2 separate regions of the Homo sapiens genome follow, and region 2 is linked to region 1. A link is a loop called in an ENCODE intact Hi-C map of the cell type or tissue named here. Cell type or tissue: mammary epithelial cell. All regions are shown on one strand. Each heading gives the region's core, and the rest is flanking DNA. Links, peaks and the distances in the headings are about the cores only. Region 1 overlaps TNR (tenascin R). Region 2 has its middle 13 kb from the start of TNR.

The links. A loop is a pair of places that touch in the nucleus more often than their neighbours do. Peaks named below come from ENCODE experiments on the same cell type or tissue, not always from the same donor. Only the 100,000 strongest peaks of a DNase experiment are listed, where the experiment ranks them.
Region 2: it touches region 1 in a loop (4-fold over the local background); 44 of 110 quality-filtered maps call a loop at or near these places.

Annotation. Positions count from the first base shown.
Region 1 is chr1:175,476,686-175,487,984 of GRCh38, forward strand. All of the region lies in intron 2 of TNR (tenascin R), which reads right to left. Among named protein-coding and RNA genes, the nearest start is that of TNR, 260 kb to the right of the region's middle. In mammary epithelial cell, for the core only: CTCF peaks have their summits at 4,652 and 5,191 (motif pointing left); no DNase peak of the experiment used is centred there; H3K27me3 peaks cover 346 bases.
Region 2 is chr1:175,751,409-175,762,707 of GRCh38, forward strand. No RefSeq gene overlaps it. Among named protein-coding and RNA genes, the nearest start is that of TNR, 13 kb to the left of the region's middle. In mammary epithelial cell, for the core only: a CTCF peak has its summit at 6,177; no DNase peak of the experiment used is centred there.

The DNA of each region.
Region 1 (11,299 bases), core at 1,485-9,484:
TCTGCTAACTGATTTTTGCAAAAGCATTATCGGGTAATAACACCATTGTATGCAACCACTGTTCTGTAAAGTAATAGAGACATATTACCTGACATATTACCAGAACCCTAAATGGTGACCCTTCGGGAATTTGAACTCTGGAAGCTCAGAATGTGGGTGAGGGCAGCAAACTCATAACTATTGGTCTTTAGAGACCCGTAACAGCACTAGGGAGCATCTATTATCTAGGCCTATGAATAAATTGTAGGATTCTGTAATAGAATTACAGTTCCTTCCTCTAACTATGTTTTAAGGAGAGTATAATGGAGAGACAGGACTTCATGGGAAAGAAGAACCAAAAGAATGGCTCTTAAATGTTTCTGTATTTTGGTGATACACTAGCAAAATATAAGGGAAAATACCTGCAAGGATAAATGAGATAATAACAACCATGGATCATTTTTAGTTCCTGGGAAGGAAAGCACCATACAGATTTGAGGTATTATTATTATGCATATAATATATATAGACATTGTATAGTTATTCACAGAGAAGCTCACATATGTCATTCCCACTAATAACATTTCTTTTCTAGCTCCCGCGTAAGAGGAGATATGCCATTTTCATATGTTCCACACATACTCAGAGGAACCTGCGTAGAATATTTTTGCTGATGAAATTTTCTGGGTTGTAACATTTATCTTTTTGAAGAGCTTCCTTCCTATAACCCCACGTGGAGAGCTGTGCTTTTACCTCTCACTGTGATGCTATCTACATGTGGATTTTTGTGTCAACTGCTTATCTTAGCCATTAACCAATTTCTTGTCTGTTTGTATTGTTTGTAAAGTGTTGGGCATACATAGTGCTTTGCCAATGCATGGGGACCTGGCTCCCTGCCCTGTGGAGTGCACCATCTAATGAAAATGGACAAGCCCACCACAATAGAAATCATACAAATATGAGACCCAGAAAGATGCTACTGGCTTGGGAATGAGGGCAGGCCAGTCAGGGATTAAGTGGAGGATCTGAAGAAAGAGAGGAAAGCATTTGGGAGAAAATTAGATGAAGGCTGTTCTAACGGAGGCACACATGTACAACATAAACTCAGTCAGTTCTTATACAAACACAGGGCTGGAAGAAAGCGTTACAGGTTCCCTGTCCATTCTATCTCCCTGAGCGGAGTGTTTCACTCCCTTCCGCAGTCCTTCAGCTTCTGACTGATCATCCTCGGGGGTATGGATAGGCCAGCTAGTGTGGATCTTTGCAAAGTAAGTGCTTAATCTCCAGCTGGCTTCTTTTGCCACCCAACATGCTTCTGGGTGGCTCACTGCCTACACTGTCACTTGCTGGGCGCTCAAAGAATGCAAATTCACTTGGGCAAAGCATAATAGAGAAATTAAATATGCTGCAAATAGAGGGGCACACATTTTATTCTCAACTAAAAATAAACCATTTGGGGTTATGTGTAATTGCTCTCTTGGATTTTTCACTCCATTGGCATTTCTCTTTAGAGTGGATAATTAGAAACTCCCAGTTTAATTTCTATACACAGTCCTACACAGTTTTCAAGTGAGAAAACTTGCACCAACTTTCAATATGTGTGCATATATTGTCCACATGGAGCAACATTAGTATGGGAGGAAGAGAAGAAGGAAGAGGAATGGAGCAGGCAGGACTTGGATGAATTTAGAAAGAAAGCAGAGTGCAATCGAGGGCAGAAATGCAGTGCAAGCCAGACACTGATTCATGGTCTGACCTTGGACAAAATTACCCCAGCTCTCTGTGCATCCACTTCTCTGTCTGATTATGTGCTTTGTAAACATTCAATCACCTTTGAGGTGTGGTTCAAGAGATAGGGCAGAGGCTACCCTGGGGATCATTTCTGTGTCTGTGAATGAATTCTATCCAGCCCAGCCTCCTCTGGGGACACCTAGCCTCCCTACATTAAAAAAAAAAAATCCACTAGCTGCACTTTCCTTCAGACAGCCTCCAGGGCGATGCTGTACGAAAGGAGGGACAATCCATGCCTGGCTCAGTTTCCTGCCACTGAGGAAAAGGAGATCAGGGGACCTTGTTTATATAAAAAGATAATGTGGCTGCCTCCCTGTGGTAAGACCTGCTCTTGTTTTTTCCAGAAATTGTGCTTAAGCTGTCAGCATTCTCTTATTAAATTCTACTTATGATCACTGGCAATTAGGCCAGTGGGGCTCATACTATACAAATGCAGACATTAAAAGGAAATAGGACTTTAGACTATGGTTACAGGCTAGTAAATCCTGGGGCATATGGGTTACATTAGTCTGTGTACTCTTACCATTTACCTTTTCAAAGCCCTTTAAATATATTACCTTATTTCATCTTTACAATAGGTGCTTGACACTATTACCTCCATTTGACAGGTAGAAAAAATTAAGGTTTAGAAGAGTTCAAAAAATTCCTCAAGATTACACACAAGGTAGTGCTGGGATTCAAACCATGGGAAATTTGTTCTCAATCTCTGGCAAGATTTCACCCCATGTTGACTCTCTGGCTCCCTAAATGGTTGCCCAATTGCCCCCTCCTTTGAGATGGGAAAGACACTCTCTCCACTGATGGTCTAACTCTGGTTTCCTTGAGCAATTTGGGACAACTATTTTTCTAGCATTGGGTTAGAATACATTCAGAGGGCCCTCCCAGGGGTTCCCTGACAAGTTTCCCCCCACCAACAATGCGGTATTCCCAGGGAGAGCCTGACTTGCTTCAGTCTCTTCCATCTTCAGATGATTAGGCTGCTCATGTGTGGACTCTCCAAGTGGGTGGGGTAGACTTCACCTTGTTCTCCTCCCTAGGGATTTTAATCCTGGTGACCTATCACCTCAAACTCAGCTCCCTAAATTCTCAAGTTTTCCATGAGCCCCATCAGCAATTTTTGTGCCTAGGTCTCCTGGCTGAACGTGGCAGCCAGAGTTCTGAGGTTTATATTCAGATCGGCCCCACGTACTGCCTTGACGTCAAGCTAAAATAACAGCACTGCTTGGCTACTCACTGATTACTCACTCACAGAGGCAACTGAATCCTCAATCTGATATGTGGGCTTCTGAAGATCTTATCATGTCCCTCTGATATGCTTTGTGGCTAGTAGGTTCCTTCGAAAAACCTCCCAGCTGCTGTGGGTAGCCGCATTTTCCAGTTACTTCTGAGCCAAGCTAATGAGGCATGCTAATTTTGGAAAATGCATAACCATCCACTAATCTACCTCAAATCTCCAGGAATAGAATTCTGGAGAGATTCTAGATAAATACTAAGAAGTAGCTCCTGTCTTCATGTTCCTCAGAAGGTGCAAGGTCAGGTGGTGATACCAGCCAAGTAGGAGAAGGAGCAGAGGGAGGAGAGGCAGGAATGACCACAGGGACTTGTCTGCCCATGTACACTAATGAGGCCTTCCTCCCAGACTCAGAACTGACGGTGACCTAAGGACTCCTCCTACATGTCTCTGGACTGATCCTTGGCTCCATTCTCCAGCTGCATAGTCAGGAGCTTGGATGTGCCCTGAATCCTGTGCTCACTGCAGGACAGCTGCATAAAGTTGAGAAGGCAGCACCAACAAGTGGCTCAGGGAATGTGATGAGCAGAGGGAGGGCTGGACATAGTAAAAAAAAAATGAGGAAGAAAGAAAGAGAGAGAGAGAGAAGGAAGGAAGGAAGGAGAGAGAAAGAAAGAGGGAGAGAGAAAAAAGGAAAGAGAAGAAAGAAAGAAAGAAAAAAGAAAGAAAGAAAAAAGAAAGAAAGAAAGAAAGAAAGAGAAAGAAAGAAAGAAAAGAAAAAAAGAAAAGAAAAGAAAAAGAGGTAGAGGTCGAGTTTGCCCTGCTGTTTCCACAGTCTCATTTATAGCCTATTCCTTCTCTCTGGTCATAATGACTTGACTCATGTTTACTGACTGCTAACATTATGCCCAGCGTCGTGCTAAGTATTTTACATGACATTCATGGCTCAGTTCCCACACGCTATGTGAGGATTTTAGAGGAAAGTTTACAGACGTTAAGAGGCTCACCTGAAATCGGATGCTAGTAAATGAGAGAGGCCAGATTTGAATTCAGAACATATCCTCCAAAGCCACTATTCATACTGCCTTTTTTTCTGACCTCCCTCTTTTCTCCAAGTGCCTAATGGCTTAAATTCCCCCCTGCCTTTTTTAGCTCTTTGAGTCTCATTGTACTACCTCATGTTAGAAGCATATCCTAGATCACTTCTTATCCCTTTTATTAATTAAAACTTACATGGTTCTGTATTTATTCACCCAAAGGTTGCCTTTTTCTGACAGAATAAACTAATTCCTACTAAAGTGTTAATGACTACCAAGGAGTAATCTGTAACTTTGAACTGAAAACCTTCTGCGTTGTCACTGTGGATTAGCATGCTTTAAGACCAAGGAGACATAAATTTGTACATTTCAGGCATTGTCTGGACCAGCGAGAGAGAAAATGTGGGGTTAGGGAAAGGTGATTGGGGCATTCATCCTTGCACCCTGTGAATAGCCTTATCTTATAGTAAATGCTCAATAAATGTTTGCTGAAAAATTACTGATTGATGAATGAGTGAACAAATGAATGAATGAATGTGAATTATCTAGACGAGATTTAAGTATGTGGTAATACTATGTCTGGTCGGTAGAGGCCACTGTTAACATTTTCCAACATCTGTACCTGAAAGGAGAGCCTGGGGTATGGGAAATTCTCAGTCATCCTAAAAGTTGATTTTGGGCGTAAGATTCTGAGATGAGTTCCAGTGTGCTCCCTTCCATCAGTAAGACCCTCGTTGGAGGAATTTTCTGGTACAGACAAGGGATTATCCCCTCTGCTGCTTGGAGAGGACAGGACACTTTCCCAGCCCGTGGATGGCCAATGCAGCTGAGGTGTCCACAACACAGTAGAATGAGACACAGCCTCGGCAGAATAATCAGAGCAGAAACCTGATCAGACTACATGCTTGTGGCTGACTTGGAAAAGAAGGTGGTGGGTGGGCCCATGGAGGGATTGACCATTGGCTAAATGTTGGGTTTTGCTTTTTTGTGTGCCTTTCTGATGGTAGCACTACTAGAAGACAGTATTCCAGGTCATCCTCAAGGTCCAGCCTTACTCTGGTATCCTGAATAGGAACTTGGGAATCTAGATTGACGCAGAACTTTTCTCTAAGAACAAGCACACACGTCTGCCCAGAAAGCACTGTCCTGCTGCCTCCTGCTGGAAGTTGGGAACCATATCTGTTCTGGTTGTCATTCCTCTGTACCAGACCCAACTGAATAGTGTCTAAGGGTTGCCTCTTCTGTGAAGCCCACCTGATGCACTCAGCCTCCACAACCACACCCTGCCTCGTGTTGTCACACTACACACCAACCGTGAGGGGTCAGTTAATTGTCATGTTCTGGAAATGTAAGCTGTGAGTTCAAGAGCAGACACAGTTTTCTTTTATCTTTAGGTATTAGCAACTGGCACAAGAACAAGCACAGAGTCCTTGATAAATGTTTGTTGAATGAAAGAACGAGTGAATGAAGTCCACTAGGCTGCACTGTGGTGATCCAAATCAGCTTCCAAGATGACCGCATTAATCAGACCTATTTAACTGTCATATTATTTATGTCACATGGATACAGGAAAGTGAAAAAAATGAAAACAGCTCTTCCCAGACTTTGCCTTTGTGGCCTGGCTAGGAGACCGGAAGGGATAAAACTTTTCTTGCTGAACATAATGAACCAGAGTTAATTTTATCCATGTTAGTTTTGGGCTCTTGCACACACAACAGGAGACCCTTAATGGCCATCCAAGTTGTATCTTATTAAATTTAAAAAGATAAAATGAATCGCAGGAACCATAAGCTCATATGCTACCACAGGCCAAAGAGGAACATGCTGATTAAAGTTTACTCAGCAAAGAACAGTAACATTCTGTATCCCAGGCATATGAAAACAAATGTACACTGAGAAGACGCCCTAAGAAGGTGAACATCCAGCCTGGCACTTCATAATTATCAATTGAGTATATTAATATGAATGAATTAACTGGCTAGAAACAATCCAATAAATTAAGGCATTAAGACCCCTCTACTCCCTTTGTGATTGATTACAGGAGCCAAACTCACTCAAATTTCTCTAAGTTTCTATAAAATGTGAGGCTTGTACTAAGAGAGCAGAAATTCAAGCCTGTCACCCTCCCTGGGCTTTGTCTGTGCACTAGCACAATCAGGAGTGGTACCAAGACCTCACCCAATGGAAACCTCACCTGGTGGGCGCTCCTGGGGAAGTCTGCCATTCCATTTTGCAGATCAAAGTGTGTCTTGTATGAAATGGGAAGAGGGGTTGAGCAATTCCTCCAAACTGAATTAGGGATTGCCTGCAACTCAACTCACTGGGGACTCATTTCAAGTCAGCTCCCTAAACATTTGTAAAACACTTTGTGTAAGCAAGGAGCTGTGCCAGGCGCCAGTGGTAAACAGATGAATGAACAGGCTCCAGTCCATGCCTTCAAAGGCCCTGTAGCCTACCGGGAAAGACAGTCTAGTCAAGAGATGGTTAAGACATCAGGTGTGGTAACTGCTATGAGAGAGGTGCAGTGAGGGCCTAGGGAAAGGGATGCCTGACCTGCCTGGGCTCAGCAAGAGAGGTTAGTGGAGGAAAGGTTTTCAGGAGCAGAAGGAGAGGACATGGAATCTGGAATGAATCTTAGGGTGAGTTCAAAGTGTATATCAAAGGCACTGTAAGAGCAGGTGGGGCAGGGACAGGAAACATGTCCCAGCAAGGGCTCCTTACCTGTAAAAGAATGGAGGCCTCTTCACAGACCTGCAAGCACTTCAGTATGGCTGGAACATGATGGAAAGACAGGAGAGTGAGTAAGAAAATGGGCACTGTGTAAATACAAGCCAGAAGGAAAAGGGCCTGGATGTTAGGAGTTTGCAATTGATCCTGAAGAGGAGAGAGAGACACTGAGCGATTCCATGACAGATGGGAAACGAGGCTGCTATTGGATTTGATCCTTCATATGCAGGTTAGAGATGAGTTATCAGGATGTCGGGCCTTGAAGGGCTCAAAACCAAACCCCAAGGGAGCCAGATGGTGGGGGCTGGGAACTACACGTTTGAGTTGCAGTCCAGGCTCTGTGGCTGAGCATCTCTGAGGCTAGAGGGCTCTTGGAGGCTAGCCTTTTGGTTTGTGTTTCACTCTGCCAGGTGCACTGTCACCTACCCCTCTTGCTGCCCATGCCACACACACACATGACTGTCTTGGGACTCTTCTGCAAGATTTCCATGGTTCCAGCACTACCCTAACCCTCACATCGTGGTGCTGGCCAGTTCACTTGTCCATATGCCCCCGCTGCACTGTGAGCTCCTTGTGGACAAGAACGTTGTTTGCCTTATTCAACACTGTGTCCCTGGTGCCTAGCACTGTGCAGTGCACACAGAAGGTGCACAATAAATAATTGTTCAATTGTATGAATGGAAGTCAGATGGATAAAAGGTCACTTAACCTCTCATGCCTTTATTTACTTACTGGGAAAATGAAAACCATCTCTATGCTAATTTTCAATAATGAAACTCTCCATTCCAACCATCCGCAATTCCTAAATGTGTTACTTTTCCTCTCTCCCACCCCACATATTTTTTTATCCTCTTCCTCCTTTTCTGTCTACACTCCCACTCTTCCTCTTTCCCTTTCTGTGATTCTTGCTGTGTTTCTGCTGGTCATGTATTATGTTCCAGTTCTTCACTTTACCTTGGCTTTCTTATTTACTAAATTTCCTTCCCTTACCTTTCCACTCTTTCCTTTTGCAGTCCACTCTTTCCTTTTGCAGTCCACCCTCCCCTGGCCTGTGTCTTGTTTCCTGCCTCTCCTAGTCTTTCTCTCTCTCTCTCTCTCTGAGTCTTCTCTGTTTCTTTACATTTATTCCTCCTTCCCTTCCTCAATTGTTTTTGTTCTCATGAAATTTCTACTAACCTAATTTCATGTTTGGCTTTTTGCTCCTGGCGTTTGGTTCTAACTGACCTCCAGACTCTTTTCTCTATTTATTCTGAACAGAACAAATTGGTGACGATAATGGTACTGATGCTATTTCAGCAAAGAAAGGAATAAAGATGCAGAGATGTCTTTGAGGGGACTGGCAGGTCAGCTGTGGATGGAAGAAGGAACACCACTTAGTTCATCACTGAGAATAACCTGTCCTTCGATAGAGCTTCAGAGAGTTTGTGAGCATATGATGAGCATCTAGAACTGTTCCTTCCAGAAAATAACGTATCAGAAGGCAGAAAAATAATTATGTTTCCCTCAATGATCCCAGCAAAGAAGTTTGCTCTCCTAAAGGACCTCAAGGCACTCATAAAACTAAGAAAACTGAGTTAAGTGCTTTTTATTAAACCATTAAGAGATTTTATTCAGCTAAGACAAATGTCTTCACTGAAGGATACAGAGTTTGATAGTATAGAAAATACCCAGATGAAAATGTGTCTGAATAAATTAGACTGATGCATTTGGCATTTCAGTCTCCAAGTGTCTGATTCCCTTCAGCCCCAGTCTGCTGGCCAACCAAAAAATCTCTGATGGTGGATTCACTGAGTCCACCATTAGGCATAAGGGAGCAGGCACAAGAGAGCTTGACAGCACTGGAAGTTTCCCCCAAACTGTAAACAGCTTTGAGGACAAAGACGTAAGTAGCAAAGAATGCATTTTCTTTCTTTGATAGCCATTGGCTCCCAGATCTCCCTGACTTTATCCCTTTCAGAGACCAAGCAATAGACCAAGGAGCACACAGGACATTGGCAAGGAGAAAGGGTTTGGGGTGGGGTGGGCACAGTCAGAGATAGGAGAACTTACATCCAATTTCAGGGTCCTCAAATTTCTGGTCTGCCCCTAAATACGTAGAAGGTGTGGACTTAGAGGAGATAAATTTAAAGGCAGATGAATTTAAAGACACTCACTCCCAGCTTTTCCTGCCACACATGCTGGATCCTTTATCATCCTAGAAAAGATTCTTCTGGGGATATCACAGCTCTCCCCCCACTTTTCAAGACAGAAAAGGAACTGGCCATGGGAATCTTGTGTGCCAAGGGATTTAGTATAATGTTTATTTATATAGAATAAAATTGAGCCAGGCACGGCGAGCTTGCAATGGCTCAGACTAAATAATAGTAATAGCTAACATTTATTGGGTATTTACCATGTGTCAGGCACCATGCCAAGCATTTTACATATAATTTTTTATTTTGTTCTCACAACAGTTCATGAGGAACGTATTGTCATCACCATCCTTCTGATGAAGAATCCAGGTTTAGCAAAGTGATTTAACCTACCCAAAGTCACTCTAAGGCAGTTATTCCCAATCATTTTGGCACCAGGGACTGGTTTCACCAGAGAAGACAATTTTTCCATTAACTAGGAGGTACAGGATGGTTTTGGGATGAAACTGTTCCACCTCAGAACATCAAGCATTAGGTTCTTTTTTTTTTTTTTAGATTATACTTTAAGTTCTGGGATACATGTGCAGAATGTGCAGGTTTGTTGCATCGGTATACACGTGGCATGGTGGTTTGCTGCACCCATCAACCCATCATCTAAATTAGATATTTCTCCTAGTGCTATCCCTTCCCTATCCCCCCACCCCTCGACAGGCCCTGTTTGTGTGATGTTTCCCTCCCTGTGTCCGTGTGTTCTCATTGTTCAACTCCCACTTGTGAGTGAGAACATGCGGTGTTTGGTTTTCTGTTCTTGTGTTAGTTTGCTGAGAATGATGGTTTCCAGCTTCATCCATGTCCCTGTAAAGGACATGAACTCATCCTTTTTTATGGCTGCATAGTATTCCATGGTGTATATGTGCCACATTTTCTTTATCCAGTCTATCATTGATGGGCATTTGGGTTGGTTCCAAGTCTGCTATTGTGAACAGTGCTGCAATAAACATACACATGTATGTGTCTTTATAGTAGAATGATTTATAATCCTTTGGGTATATACCCAGTAATGGGATTGCTGGGTCAAATAGTGTTTCTTGTTTTAGATCCTTGAGGAATTGCCACACTGTCTTCCACAATGGTTGAACTAATTTACACTCCCACCAACAGTGTAAAAGCTTTCCTATTTCTCCACATCATCTCCAGCATCTGTTGTTTCCTGACTTTTTAGTGATCACCATTCTAACTGGTGTGAGATGGTATCTCATTGTGGTTTTGATTTGCATTTCTCTAATGACCAGTGATGATGAACTTTTTTCATATGTTTGTTGCATGCATAAATGTCTTCTTTTGAGAAGTGTCTGTTCATATCCTTTGCCCACTTCTTGATGGGGTTGTTTGTTTTTTTCTTGTAAACTTGTTTAAGTTCTTTGTAGATTCTGGATATTAGCCCTTTGTCAGATGGGTAGATTGCGAAATTTTTCTCCCATTCTGTAGGTTGCCTGTTTACTCTGATGATAGTTTCTTTTGCTGTGCAGAAGCTCTTTAGTTTAATTAGATCCCATTTGTTAATTTTGGCTTTTGTTGCCATTGCTTTTGGTGTTTTAGTCAGGTACTAGGTTCTTATAAGGAGCATGCAACCTACAGCCCTCGAATGTGCAGTTCACAATAGGGTGCAAGCTTCTGTGAGAATCTAATGCTGCCACTGATCCGACAGGAGGTGGAGCTCAGGTGGTAATGCTTACTGGCCCACCACTCACCTCCTGCTGTGCAGCCCGGTTTCTAAAAGGCCATGAACTGGTACCCAACCATGGCTCAGGGGTTGGGGACCCCGGCTCTAAGGCATACTCATTTGATGATCTTCCCGACATCCTTTGATTTTGGACACTGCTTGCCTTCTTCCTTCTGGAAACTGCTTTCTCCCTTTTCTTCCGCCCTACCCATGTGGCTACCATGGTTTTCTGTAGCTCTTCCCCTGGCCAATCATCCTCCCCTCAAAGCTAAGCCCATGCTTTGGAGTCAGACAGTCTAAGATTAACCAAAACTCCATTAATCCCTGCTTCTGTGATCTTGAGCAAGGCGCCTCCTTCCTCATGGCTCAACCTCATCTGAAAATGGGGATAATCACAGTACCCACCACCAAAGACTTCGTAGGAATCATTGTTCAGGTAAAGCATTTTGCTCTGTGCCTGGTACGTGGTAAGTTTCCAAAAAAAGGTAGTGCCTCTTGTTTTTAATACCAAATGGAATTGTTATTTTAGTTATTATTCTTAATCTTATTTCTCCTGATCACTTATCAGGAATTTAATTATGTCTCTATGATGGTACTTTGGATTTTGAACTTGCCACTCAAGGACACAGGGTGTGTGCAGGAGAGTGTGTGGATGGCTGTGAGTGTGCTCAGGTGGGCC
Region 2 (11,299 bases), core at 2,226-10,225, 280 kb after region 1:
TGCAGTGCATACGAAGTTCCTCATCAGTAGCATAAGGGAGTTAATGCAGTTTAATTGTTTGTGTCTCCTCCAAAATTCATGTTGAAACTTAATCCCCAATTTAACAGTATTAAAAAGTTTGGCTTTTAGGAGATGATTAGGCCACAAGGGCTCCACTTCCCTCATGGATGGGATTAGGACCCTTATAAAGGGGATGGAGACAGTGAGTTTGAACCCTTTTTGTTCTTGCATCCCTTCCACCATGTGAGGACAGCGAGCGAAAGGCTCTATCTTGGAGGCAGAGACTGAACCTCCCCGTGCTTTGATTTTGGGCTTTCCAGCCAACAGGGCTGTGAGAAATAAATTTCTATTATTTATAAGTTACTCAGACTCAGGTATTTTACTATAGCAGCACTAACAGACTGAGACAGAGTGGAGGGGCCAGGCTCCTTGCTGGCTTGTCATACTGTGATCTCCCACCATCTTCAGCTTCTCAGCCTGAGTTCTGGCAGGTGAAACCTTCCCACCTGAGATGGTCAGGTTCACACCTCCCTCTCTTCAGCACTTACACTCACTGCAGGTGGCAGAGAATAATCGAGAAAGCATAGCTTCCTACACAGCCTGCCTGAGTTTGAATTCTCGCGCTGGCACTTACTCTCTGTAAGTTTAGAAAGTTACTCTCAGTTTTCTTGCGTGTAAATTGGAGATCGTCACCAGATGGGGTGGCACACACCTGTAGTCCCAGCTACAGGTGGGGAGAGGAACTGTGGGAAGGGGGTGAGGGTGAGGCAAGAAGGTTGCTTGAGCCCAGGAGTTCATGGCTGCTGTGCACTATGATCCTGTCTGTGAATATCCACTGCACTCTAGCCTGGGCAATATAGCAAGACCCCATCTCTAAAACAGATAAATAAATGAATTTGATATTATAATCTTCCCTACTTCATAGGCCAGCTGTGCTAATTACATGAGTGCATTCGTGGAAAGCCCTGGGATGGCGCATTCTGCTGCAGAGTGCTTCATTCGTGCTAGCTGTTATTCAGCAAAGATTTTTGAATGCATATCAAAAGAAAAAACACCCTACCCTTGCTTTAACTTGAGTTGGTCCTGACTTTATGTGTAAACCTCCTTTTTGGGGTTAGCACCTGCCCCCTTGCCTCTTGCTCGGCTGAACACCGATGGGACTCTATGGCTTTGGCTCTCTGGGGCTTTGTCAGGTTGTACCAAGAAACACCTCTGAGATGAAGGAGGTAGGAACCTAACCTGGGTTGTGGCAGAACTGGGTTTAAACTTCTGTTAAACCACTTAGTAGATGTGCAGCCTCTGGATAACTCCTTATCCCTCCATATCTCAATTCTTCCTTCTGAAAGAAGTGGTCATCATGGGGACCCCCTCTTGATGGCTTATCGATCAGAGGAAATCACAGATGAGTGTTGCAAAAGCAGTGTCCAAAACGTGGTGGAAACTCAGCAGGGTGTCGAGGGTGAAGGTCTGTGGCATGTGCCCGATCCTGCTCCCTCCCCGCTCAAACGCTACCCCTCAAAGAGGTCTGTCCTGACATCCCCTCTAAAAATGCCCTTCCCAAGGCCCTTCCCAGCACTATTTTTCTTAATACCCCCTAACACCAGCTGGCATTTTATATTTCATCCTTCCATTTGTTTATTGTCAAATTCTCCACTGCACTGACCCTCTCAGAGGGCAGGCCCTCTGCCTGAGTCTGGTTCCCAAAGCCTGAAGCAGTGCCTGGCTCATGTGGACATATTCAATAAATGTTGCCACTTGAGAGTGTATTTTTTATCCTAGTCATTTTTGGTTCCCTCATGGCATGTTTTACGGCAAGCGGCAAGGTTTTGAATCCAGCAGAACAGGATTTAAAACTTGCCTTTTCTACCTTAAGAAATGAACTCTGAGCTCCTGTTCGTCCTTTTGTAAAACAGAGAGAATAATATTTATACCACAGGGTTATCGTGAAGATTAACTGAGATGATGGTGTCTACAACAGTGACTGACACACAGGTAGCTCACGAAACCCTTGCTGAATTGATAAGTGCAGGAAGGAAAGATGGAATCAACTCCCCCTTATCTGAGCCCCACCTGCCCCACCTTTCTTTCCTCGCTCACGTCCTCCTTCCTTCCCCTCCCCGAGGCTGGCACACTGGGGACCCTGCTGATCCTGCAGCCACAGGCATCTGTCTGTCTGCGTTCCTGCTGGCAGCAGCAATCTGGATCAGCATTGGAAATTATGACCCTTTGAAGAAAGGGTCAGCCACTATTTTAGCTCAAGTGCCACAAATAGGAAACAAATTTTGCCAGAGGCACCAGGGTGGCTGAAGGAACATTTTTCCAATTTTCACAAAGGCGTCACCAATACCCATTGGAACTTTGGCTTTATGTTTGGTTTTTTCTATAAGGCCACTAATATTCACTTCCTGTATCTCTTTTTTCCTTTTTTCCAATCTATGCAAAGTCATCTTCCTTTTTCTTGCTTCTATTTTTTTTTTTTTTTTTTTTTGAGACAGAGTCTCGCTCTGTCACCAGGCTGGATGGAGTGCAGTGGCACAATCTCTGATCACTGCAACCTCCGCCTCCCTGGTTCAAACAATTCTCCTGCCTCAGCCTCCTGAGTAGCTGGGACTACAGGCACACGCTGCCATGCCCAGCTAATTTTTTTTTTTTGTATTTTAGTAGAGATGGGGTTTCACCATGTTGCCCAGGCTGGTCTTGAACTCCTGAGCTCAGGCAATCTGCCCGCCTCGGCCTCCCAAAGTGCTAGGATTACAGGCATGAGCCACCATGCCCAGCCTCTCACTTCTATTTTTATACCTCTCCTTTTTTTCGGCTTTTGTCCTTTTCTTCTTTCCTTAAGAAGCAAGCCTCCTTGCGCTAGTCTCAGTGCCTTCTCTCACTGGTCCCTTACTCCCAACCCCATCTTCCTTGCTCTGCGGGTGGACAGAATATGGTAAGATTTCAGTATCTGGACATAGGAGGAGATAGAAGGCCCAACATTGTTAGGCTTACATCACTGGGGAAAATTGATCCTACTGGTCTCCGTCCCTCTCTTTTCAAGCTGTCAGAGTGAAAGCACTGGGTTATCCCTGCCACACAATTTTCTCCATTATCCTGTTAGTAAGTAGAAAGAACTACACAGTTAGAACAAATACAAAGACAATGTACTCTGTGGGGCTTCTGAAAGAAGGCATCAGGGTTGTTGGGTCTGGGCTAGTTTGATTTCATAGTCTTCTCAGCCCCATCCAAGAGTCAATCTGTAAGACTTCTGTAAACCACACACAGGCAGCTCACAGAGCACAGGCTCTAATCTTGGTGTTCAACCAGGGACCTACCACTCTCCCTAGGGTCAGTCACCCTACCCTTCATCATTCATATATAGCCTCTTGAGTTTACATTTTCTCTTCTGTCAGATGAGAATAATAATCTCTACTCAGCTCTGCACCCTTTACAGCGTGTTCTGGGGAACAAATGTGAGGCTGCAGGCTCTAGGCATTTGGAAAAAGGGTAGGGAGGGGCTTCAGAAAAAGTCTGTAAATGCATCCTGCTTTCTTCCCTGTTAACACGGTTAAGTGGAGGCCCAGATCACATTTTTTTCTTTTTTCTTTTTTTCTTTTTTTGCAAATTTGAGGAAAGCCCAGATTCAGAGGAGCAAGTCCCATCTGAGACGGAGTATTTTCTCACTTGGAATAGCAGAGTTGGAAGGTGTCAACTCAACAGCTCAAGTCAGATTTTGAATACACTTGGCCTCAAGGCAAGCTATTCCTTCCTGTATCAGCATCCCAGCTTCACACATCCCATCTGAGCTGAGCCAGGGCTGGATCTCAGAAGACACACGCTCCTGGGGCCTTTGCTCAGTCTGAAGTCAGGGGCCTAGCCTTTGTCAGAATGTGATATGGTGCTGGGTGCCTTGAAGTGACTGGAGTCCATGGTACTGTGAACCTGAACGTGTCAGCCACTTAGGAGTAATCCAGAGAAACCTTTTTCTTACAAAGGACAAGCTGAGTGGCCCTGGATTTTACAAAATGAAAAGTGTTTTAAATGACACAGATATTTAGGTTAAAGGAGAAAGTTAGAGGAAGATATATTAGGGGAATATATACATGCACATATACAAATGAATACATTATTATGAGCCAGGCATTGTGCTAAGCACTTTACATGCTAGATTTCATTAATTTAAATGCTTAAGAAGAAAAATGGAGGAAAAGAGTTGTCTAAGTCGCTGAGAGCATACATTTATCCTGTACCACAGAATGAAGATGAATGAAAAGCCCTGGTAAGAAAGTCGGTAAAAGGATCCTACACAGAGACCATTTTTAGTCTGGGCTGCTAGCCAGAGGTATCTAGAAGAAAGGAAATAATGAACTTGTAGAATGTCAGAGCTGGAAAGAGCCTCAAAAATGCATCTTGTCTAACTACCGTCTGTTCCATCTTACAGATGAGGCTAACGAGGTCCAAAGAAGGGAAGTGGCATACCCACCGTGACACAGTTGGTCGGATCCAGTGCCCACTCCTCGGCCAGAGATCTTTCAGAAAAATCTAACAGGGTCCTCAGTCTCCTACCAGCTAGATTTTTTTTAAATGACTGTTCTTATGTTGCCCAAGCTGGTCTCAAACGCCTTGGCTCAAGCAATCCTCCTATCTCAGCCTGCTGAGTAGATGGGACTACAGGCACACAACCCTGCGCCTGTCAGCCAGATTTTTAAGTCACCATATTTCGTGGACCAGAAAAGTCATCTGTCCTGGAGTGTTGTACATGTCTCTGCTATTCACTTGTTAACCTGTGAATGAGTAATCGCCATGTGTTGCCATTGCCACGCATCACATAAAAAGTCTCTTTTTGCTGATGCCCAGGCTTACCAATCCAGCACTAGAAGTGATGTGCCCTCCTTGGCTTGCTAATGCATCTGCTTATGGAGCCAGCCAGCCAGCTTCATCCTGGATTACGGTCCCAATGTCTTTATTGAGGTCTGGCCCCTAAGCGCAAGAAAGCCAGGCTTGGCATCTGCCATTTGAACCTGTTTGTGTTTCTTGGGACCTTAGATTCACAGGACATTCAAGCTGATAGAGAGCCCATGTGGTATCTGGCTCAACCCCACCAATTATAGAGCAGCAAGATGACTTGCCCAAAAGTGGCACAACTAGTTAAAAGCTGTGATGCCAGTGCCTCTGCTCACTTCCTATAGGAAAGTACTAGTGTTGATTATGGTCATGTACTAGTATAGATCACTAGTACCAATGGATACTGGGAGAGTGTCACTGCTGGGACCACAGTATGAGGAGAGAGGAGTGGCAGGAAAGAGCATCATCCATGCAGCCGGATGCTTGTGCACTGCACACCTGGTCAGGGAGGCTGCAAGAGCTCTGCTTCCTTGCATTTGCCCAGAGAAACACTTTCCACTGTACAACTCATTTACATCTCATTTGACCTTTAGGAAGGACACAGAACAATAATTCTCAGCTCCACTTCCCAATAAGGTTGTACAGGCTCAAAGATAAATAATTGATATCAAATAACAATATGATTTAAGTTTAATATAAATAATAAATGATAATAATATAGTATCAAATAATTGACTATGTTCACACAGCAAGTAAGTTATGGAGACTGAGGTCCCATATCTCTAGGGGTGCGCTTCCTACACAATAATAGCCTTGATAATAAATGACACTTATTTAGCATTTACCAGGTGCCTCTCACTGTCATTCTAAGCTACACAAACATATATATATGTATATATGTATGTATACGTAACTTCTCATTCATTCTTCGTAACAGCCTTTTTAACGTAGGTACCCATTTCATAGACAAGAATATCAAGAGGTTAAAACAAAGTTCAAACCAAAACCATATTCAAATAGCAATACTTTGTTCAGGGATTTCAGCTCGTGGAATCTGCCCAAGACTCAATGCTCTTGAATCACCAGTTGTAGGCAGAACTTTCCTTCCCTCATTGCCTTCCACCCAACCAAACACACACACTGTCTCTTCATTCCAAAAAGGAGCTAAACTAAAGCCCAGAAGTTCCATGAACTTTTTGTTCCTGGGTTGCCCAGGATCTCTCATTTTAAGCTTAATAATAGCAAGAGGAAACCTCTGGGTGCGGCGGCAGCACTTGCTGGGCTGCACAGCCTGGGCGAGCATGTCCTGAGAGTGGGGAGGCGGCAGGCCGCTCCAAGAGCGCCTCCAGAGGCCGAGCAAGGAAGTGGCAGGGCCCAAGGCTCCTGCAGCATGGGCGAGATGGGGATGCGCTTAAACAACAGTGATATTAAGAGAGTTTGACTCGAATCTAGAAAGCAATAAACTGAAATCTTTAAATCCATATAATGCCCCACAATCAAAAACCAAATTATCTGGTATCAAGGGCAACTGAGTAGATAGTAAGTACAGGCAAGGAACGGGTGGGTGGTGGAGTGAAAAATCCAGGGTGGAAAGAACATGCCAGTCAACAGGTGGGAGAGAGAAAAAGCAGGATAAACAGAGGATTTGCAAGAATGCCCAGGAGAGAAAATGAGATATTTGAGTAGAGCCGAGCTGCAGGATGGGGGTGGGATCGGCGTTTGCTTCCTCAGCACAGCATGATCAGAGGGTGCTAGCCTCAGGGACAGCGGGCTCCATGTTCTGCTTCTCCAGGTCTGGGATTCTGTCACCACAGGGAAGAGCTTTTTCAGGAAAGGCATACTGGAGGGACATGTATCCTGTGATCGGTGTCAAGAGTGTGGTGCCATCCCTAAGGAGAGGCTAGAAATCAAAATTATAGCTTTAAAAATTGAAAAAAAATTATTTTCATTTCTATCTATTTCCAGGTCACTAAGTCCAATAATAGGATCATTCACTTCTCAATCATGCTCAACCCCAGGCATCTGCTCAGTTCATATGTCTGCAGAATGGAAGAAATATGCAACCTGAATATCTACTAAAACCATGACAGGTTCTTTCTTTATTTCCTTTTTTTTTTTTTTTTTTTTTTTCTGATGGAGTCTCACTCTTGTTGCCCAGGCTGGAGTACAGTGGCACAATCTCAGCTCACTGCAACTTCCGCCTCCTGGGTTCAAGTGATTCTCCTGCCTCAGCCTCCCGAGTAGCTAGGTCTACAGATGCTCATCACCATGCCTGGCTAATTTTTGTATTTTTAGTAGAGACGGGGTTTCACCATGTTGGCCAGGATGGTCTCTATCTCTAGACCTCGTGATCCGCCCACCTCGGCCTCCCAAAATGCTGGGATTACAGGTGTGAGCCACTGTGCCCAGATGCAGGTTCTTCCTTCGACTCTGAAGAGCTCACATTCCAAATTTGTCAGTAACTGTTTTTTTGTTTTATAGAATATCTCACAGAGTAAGAAGCTCAGAGCTTCAGACAAGTGAGGAGATAACACTGCATATGTAATTCTGTCAGAATCCCAAGCCAAGAGTTTGTGATGCTGAGCTGAGAGAGCATAGGGCCTCTCAGTGTTACTGAGTGTGTGTGTGTGTGTGTGTGTGTGTATTTGTGTGTGCGTTGTGCATCTGTGCATGTAACCCACGGGCAACAGGGAATATGAAGTGGTCTACAGTAGACACTGGTGGGCCTGTCCCAAAGGTGTCACATGTGGCGTGCACATGTTCATCACCATCCCTGAACCAATCTGGAGAAGCAGGGTCCTGTGACTGTCTTACTGAAGGCTCCCACCCAGGGCTTCACTCTATGTATAGGGAATAAATCAAGCTTAAGGTAATGAACTGCTGGGGGCAGGTAACAAATCTCAGGGAAAGATGGATCCCTGTGAGCTACATTTGGATGTGCAAAGCCACCAAAAGAATAATAAACAAGGAGGGACATTCACAAAGACATAGCCCTGAGAACAAGGAGAGTGGGGGCTGAGATGTACCAAGAGGGGATCCTGATGAAGGATTAAGCTCCTTGGGTAATTTTCTTCCATCAGCTAGGTGAAAAATGGCACCGAGCTGCAGCGCTACGTTTTCCATTCTATGAGATAACTCCATCTGTGCTTCTTTTCTAGGGCTGTGGCAGCAAAGTACCACAAACCGGGTGGCTTAAAATGACAGAAATGTATTGTCTCATAGTTGCGAAGGCTGGAGGTCCAAACTCAAGTTGTCAGCAGGGCGGTGCTTCCTCTGCAACCTGTGGAGGGGATGCTCACTCACCTCTCCCAGCCCCTAGTTGCTGCCAATCCTTGGCATTTCCTGGCTTGCGGCTGCAGCACCTCAGTCCCTGCCTCTACTGCTCCATTGCCTCTCTTTCCCCCATGTCTATCTGTGTCCAAATTTCCCTTCCTCATAAGGACATTTTTCACTGGATTAGGGCCCAAACCTAATCCAGTGTGACCTCATCTTGACTTGACTACATCTCTAAAGATTTTATTTCCAAAAAAGGTGACAGTCACAGGTAATAAACATGTCTTTGAGGGGACACAATTCAATCCATCTCATCACCGATTACCCTAGCCTTTTGGTAAACCTCACACAGCCTAGAGTTGTACTGTGAAGAGAAAGAGACAGAACCACAGAGGAAGTGTAGCCTGCCTCCCACCCCTCTCCACTGTGGCGGGAGAGAGGGGTTCTATTTAAACCAGCTTGGGAGATGCTGTGAAGAGCAATAGCAACTGCCTCATGTACTCCTTCTCCTCCCCCATATAATTTAGAGGGTAATGACCCTTAGAAGGGGTGTGTGTGTGTGTGTGTGTGTGTGTGTGTGTGTCCCATTTGCACTGGTCTTATTCCACCTCCATCCCCAGAAAATCATAAACCTCTAGGGAACAGAACGGTGCCTGGCTCTCATGTGTATTCTCTATATTCCAGGTGCAAGCTGCTGCACTCAATAAATATTTGTAAAATTGAATGGAATGAACCTAAATTGAGTTGTGGGGAACAAATCATGCCAACACTCCTTTGGCCTTGGAAAGTAAAAAGAAGGGAATTTGTTAAGAGAAAGGCCAGGGCTGGGAAAGGAGAGAAAATGATTCCCCCGAAGTACTGATGAGGCCAGCCATGTCGATAGCTCTTCTTCTAGCATGTTACTAACTTTTCAAAGGTTCCACCTCTCTTTGTCCTCTCAGTAAGGACATCTGTCCAGCTCCCTCTCTATGTTGTTTGAAATTATAAAAGTGTCACCTCCACTGAAGACCCTTCTGTTACCACATGACTGCTGGTGTCCCTCAGGCGCCCCCCGCAATGATGCTCCTGTCACTGTTAGTACCCGAAAAGTAACAGTGTTGCCACTAACGCCCGGCTCACACCTCTGCAGCATCACTGACTCCCACCAAGCACCAAGGCCACCACCACTACCAATGTCACCAGCTTTCTGTGGAAGCCAGCACCACTGCCCCAAGCCTGCAACTCCTGTTAGCAAAGCTGCTGCCAAAGCAGCTGCCCCAGCCCTGAGGCTACTACCATGCTGGGCTCTCCATGCTTCTTGGAGAACATAGAAATACTGCTTCAGGTATCTATAATGCCTGTCTGGCAGCCCCCTCACCCTAAGGCCCAGCACAGGACCATGGGGATGAAGGCATCCTGAGCAGAAGACCACACTAGTCTCTGGTCGCCCCTCCATGCTGCGATGGCCCACTGTCCTTGACCCAAGCACAGCTGCTGCATCCTTCCTCCAGTCAGATTTAGTCCTGACCCGGATCTCAGGCCCTGCAGACCTCTTTGTGGGACTTCCCAGCAAGCCTGAATCCTGCAGCAGACCCCGATAAAACCAAAGCTGGAAATCTAACACATCAAAGCTTAATTTTTGCCTAACATGTATTCTAGGTAAAAAAGCTAAGCCTAGTGGCAGGGCCCAAGAGCAAGCAGGACAAGGTTAGCCAGCAGCTCTAACAAGGATCAAGCTTTGGGCAACAGAGAATCTCTGCGGCTCCATTTTCTTTTTCCCATTTGGCCTTTCTAAGAACTCTGAATGTGTTTCCCGTAGTCATCGTCCTCGCTTTGGGAAATTGATTAAGAGCAAAGGCCAGGGCCTTGATACAATCAGAAATAGCCCAAATTGTGTGGGACAAAGTGAAAACTGCAATGCAGGCAGCCTGCTGGCTTTGCCACAACCATACCCAAGGCTGAGTGCAATCCATTTTATCAAGCTCTATATATTCACTTTTTTAAAGAAATAAAGAAGCTCCAGTATCCTACCAGTACCCCCCGCCACCTCCTCTTATGATATCAAAGTGTTCAAGGCCACAGCAGGCCCTTAGGCTTGGGCTGTCCTTGACTGGAGCTCTCTGGGGCTGATGCCTCCTGCTTTGAGGGACAAACCACAACATGACTGAAGGTCTCTATAGAGCTGTGAAGAGCTCTAAGGGTGCATCATAATCTTAACAATGGGTCAGACTCAACCATCCCTCCCCACAGCCCCACTTGACTCAGGGATCAATGCACAGGAAGGCCATGGGAGCTGGCTGGAGGACTCTCAGGTCCTGCTTCTATACTCAGAAGAGGCACTTAATGGAGAGAATGAAGTCACGTGCACAACAGTGATAGGAATGGAAAGACTTTGAAATAAATATGTCTTTTAACAAAAAGGGAGATCTCACTCTGTGTCCACCCAGTGCTAAGTTCTGTGCCTAAGAGATGCAGAATGTGTAAGACATGGCCTCCTGTCTTCAAGAAGTGCTTTCTTCTTGAGGGCATTTAATGACCAACAGTGATCCATGGAACACCAGAAAGAATAATTTAAAAATGGACACACAGAAGGGCCCAGCATTCACCTTTCAGTTGTTTGTGTGTTTTAATAGACTTTATGTTTCAGATCAGTGCTAGGATCATAGCAAAATTGAGCACAGGTACAGAGATTTCCCATATACCTCCTCTCCCCACACATGCGCAGCTTTCCCTGCTATCAATATACATCACCAGAGTGGTGCATTTGTTCCAGCTGATGAACCTACCTTGACTCATCACCATCACCCAGGGTCCATAGTTGACATTAGGGGTCCCTCCTGGTGTTGCACATTCTATTGGTTTGGGCAAGTGTGCAATGACATGCATCTACCATTACAGAATCATACAGAATAGTTTCACAGCGCTAAAAATTCTCTGTGCTCCACCTATTCATCCTACCTTTCCACTTTTACTTATAAGAGTTTGCTTCAATGAAAACAACAACAACAACAACTGGGAAGTAGCTTTTCCTGTTCTTGATTCATTCTGAACAACTCCTTGGGGAATGGGCTATGGAGAGTTGGCCCCAGGAAATTGGATGCTGTTAATGCCGACGTGAAGTAAACAGATTGGAGAGTCGGGTTTCACCTCATTTGAAGGTTTTAACTGGTGAGAACCCTACTTAAGTAGGTACCTTCCTGTTGTGGGTTGAATCATGTCC